Linked DNA regions of Homo sapiens: region 2 is linked to region 1. The links are chromatin loops, found by intact Hi-C in ENCODE. Cell type or tissue: chondrocyte. All regions are shown on one strand. Each heading gives the region's core, and the rest is flanking DNA. Links, peaks and the distances in the headings are about the cores only.

What was found. A loop is a pair of places that touch in the nucleus more often than their neighbours do. Peaks named below come from ENCODE experiments on the same cell type or tissue, not always from the same donor. Only the 100,000 strongest peaks of a DNase experiment are listed, where the experiment ranks them.
Region 2: it touches region 1 in a loop (2.6-fold over the local background); 6 of 110 quality-filtered maps call a loop at or near these places.

What each region holds. Positions count from the first base shown.
Region 1 is chr5:150,637,900-150,643,268 of GRCh38, forward strand. SYNPO (synaptopodin) reads left to right here and starts at 2,761. Exons shown (of 3, transcript NM_007286.6): 1 at 2,761-2,955. RefSeq lists an enhancer at 2,443-3,642. In chondrocyte, for the core only: a CTCF peak has its summit at 2,533; a DNase peak (open chromatin) is centred at 4,871.
Region 2 is chr5:150,471,078-150,476,446 of GRCh38, forward strand. It overlaps NDST1-AS1 (NDST1 antisense RNA 1), which reads right to left. Exons shown (of 3, transcript NR_105061.1): 3 at 4,439-4,682. Among named protein-coding and RNA genes, the nearest start is that of NDST1-AS1, 12 kb to the right of the region's middle. In chondrocyte, for the core only: a CTCF peak has its summit at 3,301 (motif pointing left); no DNase peak of the experiment used is centred there.

The DNA.
Region 1 (5,369 bases), core at 106-5,105:
TGGGGGCAGTTATGTAACCCACCCGGAGGCCCAGGTTCTGGTCTCCGGGCATGAGCCTGGTAATGTACATAGCTCCTGTGGAACTGTGCCTAGCCCTCCCCATTCACCCCTGGCCTCTGGGCAAGCCCAGTGGGTGTGTTCCTCTATCAAAGTTTCCTTTCTATTCAGCTGGTCTTGATTTGGGGTATGGGGGTAGGTAGGGGAGTGGGGTGGGGGTTATCTTGAACCTCCTAGTCTCTGCTGAGCTATCATCATTGCTTAGAATGCTTCCTTATCTCCATCTTTCAAGAGCTAGGACATATGTCACCTCCTCCAGGAAGACTTCCTGGATTGCTTCATCCTAATTCATCTTTCTCTTAGGTTGTATGTTCTCCCCTCACTTCATGAAACATTCTTCCCCTTAGGTCTAACACAGTGATTTGAGATTTCATCTCCTTCCCTCACAAACGTGTTGCTCTCTCCTTCCTTCTCCTCCCACTCCCAGGAACCACCCTCTAGATCTTTGATCTAGAATCTAGATGAATCTTGGATTTAGACAAATCTAAAATTCATCTCCAGGGATGAATGGTGAAGCAAAATGTGAAGGGGGAGGCTTTGGATTCTGGAAGTGCTTGTCCTTTAGTAGTTTATTTAATCAACACAGTGATGGTTTCAACCCCTCCTGGGTGATGGCTTCTGCTGAGTCTGGGGACATTTACAGAGGACAGAGACCAGTCCTGGCCCTAGGCTGGCACAGGGCTAAGGGGAAGGACCACATCTTTGTGGCGGGCCCAGAGTGTGTCAGGCCCTGGGAAGAGTGGAGGGGACCCGCAGATGACCTAGGCCCTGCCCTGACCCTGGCAGAGGCACTGTTTAGGGGAAACCACCTCTTTCCCTGCCCTGGCTTGCCACCTTTTTGTCTTTTAGATTATGTGTTTTCTCTGGAAAGGCAGGGTATGATGGTTCTTTCTGTACTCCCAAGGCTTCCAGGGAGCTGGGGCTGGGGAGAGTGAAACAGCAGGAGGGGGCTTCGTGAGCACAGGCTTAGCTCACCAGGGTTGGACTGGAGAGGTGGAAGCCTGGGCTGTGATCCTGTGATCCTCTCTGTGAGCCCTCCCTTTTCAGTTTGCTGTATACCTGGGGCTCAGCTTGCCTCTCTCTGGGTTACCATCTCAAAGTTTCTAAAAATTGACTGATTATAGATTAATAATTACCCCAGTAGAATGGGCAAGAGAGAGGCTGTGGCTCCTGGCCTTTGGCAGGGCCCTGGTCAGCCAACAGGGAGCAGGGCTTGTGGTCTGCAAGGATAGAAGATGGGTCAGGCTTGCGCTGACTGTGGAGCCCTCATCTTAGCTTCCCCTTACCCATCCATCTCTGCCCTCCCTGATCCCGACCCACTGCCAGCAGAGAGAAACCAGAAGTTTGGCCAGGCCCAGCCTCCTTCCCCTGGGTTTCTGAGTTTTCTCAACCTGCCGTTTCCTCTGAGCTCTGTTCCTGCTCTGGGGCCTCTGGGCCAGGTTGAACAGGGGAGGAGCACTGATCTAGGAGTCTGAATGGATTGATGAGGGCTTCCTACAAGAAGTGGCCGTTGGGCTGGGCCTGGATGGGTGAGTAAGGAAGGTGAATTTGCTTTGTGGGGAGCTCTTCAGAAGGAAGGCGTCCAGGCTTGAGATCAGTCAGACCGCAGGGGCCCCTTGCTAAGCTGTGAGACCTGGGGTGAGTTAGCTGCTTCTGTGTGCCTCATCTTCCTTATCTACAAAATGGGGATAAGGGAACCTCCTCTATGAGTTGCTGTGAGGATTAAATGAAAAAAGGCATGTTAAACCCTTGGCTTGGCAGCATCTGGTGCTCCCAAAATGTTGGCTCTTGTCATTCTCATAGATTTCATGTTTATTCTGCAAGTGCCAATGGAAGATGTGGTGGGGACAAGGGAGGAATACCGAAGTGAAGCAGTAGAGGCCCCTGCCCTCGAGGCCGTTGCAGTCTCTGGGGGAAAATAGGGCCCAGACCCTCATTGCTACAAAGCAAAACACTGGGAGGGGGCAGCATGGCCCACGTGACTGGCCCTGCACTGGGCATTAGGCCAACCTGGGCTTGAATTTCAGCTCTTCCTCTGGCTGGCTGTGTGACCTTGAGCAAGTTGCTGCACCCCTCTGAGCCAGCGTCTTCTCTAATATGGAGATGAGGATAGTGCTGGCCTCATGGGTTGCTGTGGAAGTAAGTGAAGTAAGGCCCTGTCCTGCTACCTGGCATGTGGTGAGTATACCCTGAAAGATTACTTTTACTAGAATAAATAATACACAAGGTGGTGGTTATTAAGTGATGCAGACAGAACATTGGTGAAGGCTTTTTGGAGGGGGTGGTGGCATTCTAGGTAGGCCGGAAATCTGAAGGATTAGGGCATGTAGAAAGGATGTGAGACAGAGGAGGGTTCCCGGTAGAGGGGGTCTGTGCAAACGCTGCTTTGCAGGCAGGAATTCATTGGGCAGCTGTGGGAACTGCAAGCCACTGAACTCCCTCCACTGTTGCTGAGGGCACAGAGAGAAGGTGAGTGAGCTCTTGGGCAGGCCCCGATAGCAGGGGTTTGAATGCCAGGATGAGGACTCTCCTCTTGATCCTCCATGTCCTGGGGAGGCAGCAGAGGGTTTTGAGCAGGAGAGAGGCATGAGTGGAGCCCGGAGGGAGGAAGATGAATCTGGCAGCGTGGGGCGGGTAGATTGGCGGGGGAGAGACTGGGGGTGGAGAGGCCATTTAAAAGGCTGTTGCAAAATCGGTTTTCCTGATAAAGAGCTGGGCTGAGTCATCTGTGGAGGAGAAAAGTCACATCCAGCTCCTTCATGTTGCTGCCGATGTGGGATTTTCCTGGCTTCGTCAGCCAAGCAATTGGCTGCCTTTGCCGGAGGCTTTGAGAACCAAGGCTTGAAGGCCGGCAGGAGCATCCAGGGGGAAGCTTGGCTTCAGGGAGGACCTAGCAGAGTGAGTAAGATGAGCACCCGGAGGTGCCTTTGTGGCTTGGGGTATATGACTTAGGGCATGTGGCATCCCCCCTCTGATCTTAGTCTGTCCTCTGGGCATCAAGGGAGAGGTATGTGGTGATTTCTGCCAGCCTGTGAGTGGTGAGGCGGGGGCTGGGCCTGGGGCTCCCCACCCCATTTCTGTGTCTTCTCCCATGCCCGGCAGTCCTTCCCACCAAAGTCTAGATTGTTCTCCTCCCAAGAGGAGGTCTGGCAGTCTGCCGACCCCAGTCAGATTGCGCTCGCCATGACTCTGGGGATGGAGAATTCTCCAGGGCATGGAGCCTGTGTCATTTCCTCCTTTCAGTGGGAGGAATGGGGAAGGGGCTGGCAAGGTAGCCAGGCCATTACTCAGGCCTCTCCATTTTCCTGCCCCCAGCTGAGCCAGAGGTTGTGCAGTGGCCAGTCATTGGTTCCTTCCTGACCTCACCAGGGGGGCAGTTTACCCAGCCTGTTTACCCTTCCTGTCGCCAAGACCCCTGGACTACCACAATGGGCTGCCTTGAGCCAATCTCTATTCCTACCCCTGGCTCTCTGTCCCACCCCGCCCCACCTGACCCTGGCTGGACACTCCCATTGACGGCATCGTGTGAAGAAGCATTTCCTTGAATTCTCCCTGTCCTGACCTTCTGCTCTGGCCTCCCTTCCCCGGCCCCACCTCCCTCCTGTGGATCCTCCATCCACACGGGCCCCAGTGGTGGGCAGAACAAGCAGCTGTCCACAGTGGGTGGTAGGGGTGGGGGAAAGGGTTTGTCCCTTTCTACGCCAAACAAGAACTGGGGTCTTCTGACTCCCAACATAGTGATCTTCCCACTCTACTCATCTTTCATGCCTTATCAGTCCTTTCTACCTTAGTAAGAATGAGTTTATCAACTCTTCTCCTGAAAGGAAGAAGTGGAAGAAAGAAGGAGTTGTTCTAGGCAGCTGGGTTTTCAGGGGAGAAGACATTGCTGAGGGGCATTGATCACAAGATGAGGGAGCAGAGGGCTTTGCAGACCATCATCCAAGAGCACTGGAGCCTCTCTTGTTTCTCCTCTTTCCAGAGTCCTAGTCTGGAAGGAGAATAGTTAAGAGATTAGACTCAGAGCCAGACTTTTCTGAGTTTGGATTCCAGCTCTGCCACTCATAAGTTGTGTGACCCTGGGCAGGTCTCTCTGAGCCCCAGTTTCATCTGCAGAATGAGAAGAATCACAGGACTTATGTCTGGGAGCTGTTGTAAGAACTGAACAAGGTGGTGAGCATAAAGTGCACAGCACTGAGCCTGGGCTGCAGCAGGGGCTCAGTAGTGACAGCAGTCGTTGCAAAGCCCCTTCTCATGGCTGTGCTGGGGCTTCTCGCCTACTCCCCCACTTCAGGATTTACCCTGTTGGACCCAGGTCTCCTGACCCCAGGCAGCTTTTCATTGTGCCCGCCCTCCACCCCTTCCTCTCTTGAAGGCCTATCTTCAGGGCTCCTGATCCAGTGTCCAGGGTGGGTCTTTAAAGGGCTAGCACCCCAACTTGGCCCTGCAGAAGTTTAGGTGGGGAGGCGGTGGGGACATCATGACTTGCACAAGTGCAGGCCACAGCCAGGCCGATTGAGGGTTCAATGAGGTACCTGTCCCCTGTAGCCTTTGGCTACCTCCCCACCCCCACCTTTGACACCAAGAGCATGATCTTGAGCAGCTGCTGCCTGGGATATTGCCAGAGAGGGCAGCTCCCTAGTCTGAGGAATTTTAGATGGAGTTGCCCCCTGGTGCCCTGCTACGAGGGACTCTAGGGTGTCCCCCCGCCTCCCCAGCTTTGTTTGTGAAGGGTGGCGAAAATCATCTGGATGGCTGGCTGGATCTGGTCCAAACCTCCTGCTGAATTCCTTTTCCATGGAGTCACTGTGGGCTGGAGTGCGGGCTGCAGGAGCTTGCCTTGGAGGGCAGGGCTCTCTTACCTCCTGGCCTTTTCTGCCATTCCTCTTGTTCCAGAACAGTAGCTTGGGAGCAGTTCTAAGCTCAGAGAGGTGGTGGTGATGGGATCTTAGCGGCAGCCCAGGTTGTGCATGGAGCCTCACTGAGAGTCAGCTGACCTGGTCTTGGGCTCACATCCTCCTCTCTGACCTCTTCCTTGGCTGGGCCTCCCAGGCCAGCTTATTTCTAAAGGCCCTTCATATTCTGACATTTGAGGATTTTCTAAACCCATGGCCTTCTAGAGCCAGTAAGGAGAAAAGCAGAAAAATGCAGGGGCATTGAGAGGTCTGGAGTAATCAAACACTGAAGTGCTTTCTATGAGCCTTGCAAGGTGGGAACCGGCCAGCCAGGAGCCTGGTGCTCTCTGCAGTAACGTAGAGCCAGGTGTGAACAGAGCTCTACTCCTTCTGGCTCTGTGATCGTGGGCAGCTCACTTT
Region 2 (5,369 bases), core at 250-5,249, 170 kb before region 1:
CTCACTATGTTGCCCAGACTGGTTTCAAACTCCTGGGCTCAAGTGATCCTTCTGCCTTGGCCTCCCAAAGTGCTGAAATTACAGGCATGGGCCAAGGTACCCAGCCCTTGTTTTTTGTGTATTTATTTTTTTTAGAGACAGGGTTTTGATCTGTCACCCAGGTTGAAATGCAATGACACAATCACAGCTCACTGCAGCCTCAAACCCCTGGGCTCATGCGATCCTTCTGCCTCAGGCTCTGAATAACTGGAACTACAAATGCTCACACCATGCTGGGCTAATTTTTTTTAATTAATTTTTTGTAGAGACAGTGTCTTGCTATGTTGCCCAGGTTGGTCTCAAACACCTGGACTCAAGCAACCTTCTCACCTCGGCTTCCCAAAGTGCTGGGATTACAGATGTAGGCCACCTTGCCCAGCCAAAATATATGTCTAAATTTAATTTCACTTGTTTCTTTTTACTTTTTAAAATGTGGTTACTAGAAAATGTGACTGTTCATATGTGGCTTGCATTATATTTCTTTTTTTTTTTCTTGAGACGGAGTCTTGCTCTGTCGCCCAGGCTGGAGTGCAGTGGTACGATCTTGGCTCACTGCAACCTCTACCTCAAGGGTTCAAGTGATTCTCCTGCCTCAGCCTCCCAAGTAGCTGGGATTACAGGCGCCCACCACCACACTCGGCTAATTTTTATATTTTTAGTAGAGACAGGGTTTTGCCATGTTGGCCATGTTGGCCAGGCTGGTCTTGAACTCCTGACCTCGTGATCCACCCGCCTCGGCCTCCCAAAGTGCTGGGATTACAGGCGTGAGCCACTGTGCCCAGCCAACATTTCTAACGAATTAAGCAGTTTTAGAAAATTAGGCCAGGTGTGGTGGCTCAAGCCTGTAATCCCAGCACTTTGGGAGGCCGAGGCAGGCGGATCACAAGGTCAGGAGATCGAGACCATCCTGGCAAACATGGTGAAACCCCGTCTCTGCTAAAAATACAAAAAATTAGCCGGGCGTGGTGGCGGGCGCCTGTAGTCCGAGCTACTCGGGAGGCTGAGGCAGGAGAATGGTGTGAACCCGGGAGGCAGAGCTCGGAGTGAGCCGAGATCACGCCACTGCTCTCCAGCCTGGGCGACAGAGCAAGACTCTGTCTCAAAAAAAAAAAAAAAGAAAAAAGAAAATTAGAATCATATTTAAAATCTCAGAATCAGGAAAAAATTGTGGCATTTCAGAATTTTAATGTGACAGAATTTTAGAACCAGATTTCTAGATCATGACATCGCTGACTGAATTTTAGCACTAACTCTCACAGCCTGGAAGAACTTGAGAAGAATCCTGGTCCCTTGCCCACCCAAGGCAGGGATCCTCCTAGCCCACCGTAAGCAGCGGTGGTCCAGCCTCTGCCTACCCCTCTCCTTTGCTGGGTAGAGAACTCCCCCCTGACAAGGCCACTGGGTGTTTTGAATGGTTAGGGAGAGTTTCCCGATGCTGGGTGGTGCCTGCTTCCCTCAGCTTCTCCCATGCTCTCAGTGGGTTCCCACACCACCTGTGGGGGCTCACAGGACAAGCCTGAGTCTTCCTTCCCAGCAAAGGCAAGAGTGCTGGGTCCTGCCTCTCCCCTTACCCGAGCCACTGTCCTACAGGCTACAGGCCCTCCCTTGACACCAGTCTCTGCAGGTGGGCTTCAGGGACCCACACCAGGACTCTCAGCTCCTGGCAGGCCTCTCTGCTTCCCCATCCCTCAGCAAAGCTGTTCCTGGGACCCCAGTAGTGCAGGGGTCCTGCCAGCCTCTCCCGATTGGTAGATTACCTTTTCTTTCCATCTGGGTGACTGGCCCCTACATCCTGGTCTCTCAGTCCTGCCTGTTCCCAGCCCTGGGGAGAGGTGGGATGAGTGACTACAGGTGCTGGGGTGAGGGGGGGCACAGGAATCTCAGGTCGATTTCAGGAGCCCCAGGTCTGCCTGAAAAATGCTTTTTTTTTTCAACTTTAAGAGACTGAGGAGGAAGAAGGAAGAGGCTTTCTCATTGACAGAGTCACGAATTCCAAGGCAGTGCTGAGGGGCAGTGAGTCACCCAGAGGTCTCCACACAGAGCAGAAAGGCTGGAATCAGTCAGGCGGGGTCCTGGCGGAGTAAAACTAGAGCTGGGACTTGAAGGAAAGGGGTGCTGGGACTGTGATGAGGTTGGGGGGAGGCATTCTTGGCAGAAGGAATGCTGGACACATGACCCAGTCCCAGCCTGCCTGGATAGAGGGGTCAGAGGGTGACAGGATGGCCACGTAGGTCAGTGACTGAGGGCAGCCTGGAGGTTAGCCTTGGGTGTGTGTGTGTGTGTGTGTGTGTGTGTGTGTGTGTGTGTGTGTGAGAGAGAGAGAGAGAGAGAGAGAGAGAAAGAGAGAGAGACAGAGACAGACAGAGAGAGAGAATGAGAATATCCCAGTGAGCTATAGGGGAGCATTAGGTAAAAGTAACAGTAACAACTATAGTTTGGCTGGATGTGATGGCTCACGCCTGTAATCCCAACACTTTGGGAGGCCAAGGTGGGTGGATCACCTGAGGTCAGGAGTTCCAGACCAGCCTGGCCAACATGCCAAAACCCCGTCTCTACTAAAAATACAAAAAAGAATTAGCCGGGCATGGTGGTATGCGCCTGTAATCCCAGCTACTCAGGAGGCTGAGGCAGGAGAATCGCTTGAACCCGGGAGGCGGAGGTTGCAATGAGCCGAGATTGTGCCATTGCACTCCAGCCTGGGCAACAAGAACGAAACTCATCTCAAAAACAAACAAACAAACAAACAAACAAAAAACTATGCCAGGCATAGTGCTAAGCAATTTCCTAGTATTTCATTTAATCCTCTCAACAACCTTATAAGGTAAATACTATTATCCTCCTGCAAATAAACAATTGAAACCAAGTTAAATGACAGTAATTGAGGGCTGACCCTTGATTCTAACACAAGACAGTCTGATGTCAGAGCCCAAGCACTGGATGGAGGGCGAGTTGCAGAAGAAGGGAGGTGGGATTTGTATGGGGCATGCAGAGTCTGAGCATAAGTGAGTGTGACCGCATGCTTTGTGGGCTATGGGGCTTATCCCTGCCATTCCCCTCGCTCTTCCCACCCGCAGCCCCAGCTCCATCTCACCCCAGACACAGCCCAGACAGGTTGGAGTGAAGAAAGGGCCTTGGAATGATAAGAATGTCCATGCCTGTTGGAGCAGAGAGCCCCAGACAAGGGCTGGCCACCACACCGGTCCCAGAGCTGACTTCCCACAGGTCAGCACTGCTCCCTCACCCCCTGCTGGTATGTCTATAAGCACCTAGGAATGGCATCTGGGCTCAACTCTGGGAGTCCTTACCGGCTTCCAAGATACACAGGATAGGCAGAGGGGAATGCTAATAGACATTCTTCCAGGTCTAGTCCCAGCTCACCTGCTGGCCACCGCTGGTCTAGGCAGGCCCCTCTGACTCCCTGGGCCTCAGTTTCTCCATTTCTTTCTTTCTTTCTTTCTTTCTTTTTTTCAGACAGAGTCTCGCTCTGTCACCCAGGCTGGAGTGCAGTGGCGCAATCTTGGCTCACTGCAAGCTCCGCCTCCCGGGTTCATGCCATTCTCCTGCCTCAGCCTCCTGAGTAGCTGGGACTACAGGTGCCCGCCACCACGCCAGGCTAATTTTTTGTATTTTTAATAGAGACGGGGTTTCACCATGTTAGCCAGGATGGTCTCGATCTCCTGACCCTGTGATCCGCCCGCCTCGGCCTCCCAAAGTCCTGGGATTACAGGCTTGAGCCACCGTGCCCGGCAGTTTCTTCATTTCTATAAGGAGAATTGGATGTGTTCAGGGACAGGAGAATAACACAGAGAAACAAAGTGGTCTTGTGTGTGTGTATGGAGTGATGGGCATGGAGAACTGCAGACAACCTCCAGGCCAGGCAACTTCAACCACCCCTTCCTGCTTCACTCATTGGGAGCATTTTTGGATTCTGCTGTGCAGACACTGGGATCCTGAGTCAGCCACTTAACCTTTCAGTGTCCGTTTGAACCTCTCCCCTCTTCTGGGGGTTAATCTAATGTTTTGGTTTGAATGATGTCAAAAGTGTTAGTTCTAAAATGAAGAGAATCAGAATCGCAGAATGAGGAGGTCAGATGGTGGAGGAGTGGATGAGAAATGGCCTGTGGTGAGGGCAAGTCCAGGGCAGAGCCCCTCTGACCAGCAGCTGAGAGGATGGGAAGGAACAATCCCTGGACGGCCCTTCACACCTACCGCCCTGACGGCACCTGAGCCTAGCACTCTGCTCGCCAGGCCTGGACTCAGCCCTGGGCCCTGGACCAGGCCTTATCCTCAAGGGACTTTGAGCCTCTAGATGATAAGGGTCATCTAAAGACCACTTGTGCTTGGCAGTGTTTTACTTTTGTCAGGTTGTAATTGGTGCATTACAATGAACACAGTAAAAGGGGAAATGAACTGATTGACATTTATTTGTAGAAGCTGTCATCTTCTCTGTGTGAGCATTTTGTAGATCTTTTGGCCTCCATTCCTGTTCTCTTAGTCAAGCTAAATGGTCCAGGGACTGAAGATCCCACAGCTTGGCTCTTTTGCAAGGTGAGGGGATCTCCTGCAGGTTGGGCAAAGCTTCATTTTCTCTTCTGTACAATGCGGGTGAAAAAAATCTCCGCTGTGTCTACCTCTCAGGGCTGCTGTGGGGCACCAAGGAATTGGTGTACAGAATGAGAAAGTTCATTTGTTCTTTCTTTCTTTCTGTTTTTTTTTTTTTGGCGGGGGGGCGGTGGGGGGACGGAGTCTCGCTCTGTTGCCCAGGCTGGAGTGCAGTGACGTGATCTCAGCTCACTGCAAGCTCTGCCTCCTGGGCTCACGCCATTCTCCTGTCTCAGCCTCCCCAGCAGCTGGGACTACAGGCACCCGCCACCACGCCCAGCTAATTTTTTGTATTTTTAGTAGAGACAGGGTTTCATGAGGTTAGCCAGGATGGTCTCCTTCCCTCCCTCCCTCCCTCCCTCCCTCCCTTCCTTCCTTCCTTCCTCCTTCCTTCCTTCCTCTCTCTCTCTTTCTTTCTTTCTTTTTTTTTTTTTTTTGAGATGGGGTCTCACTCTGTCGCCCAGGCTGGAGTGCAGTGGCGCAATCTTGGCTCACTGCAACCTCCGCCTTCCGGGTTCAAGCAATTCTCCTGCCTCAGCCTCCCAAGTAGCTGGGACTACAGGCGCATGCCACCATGCCCAGTTAATTTTTGTATTTTTAGTAGAGACGGGGTTTCCCCATATTGGTCAGGCTGATCTTGAACTCCTGACCTCATGATCCACCTGCCTCGGCCTCCCAAAGTGCTGGGATTACAGGCGTGAGCCACCTTGCCTGGCTTCTTCCTGGTT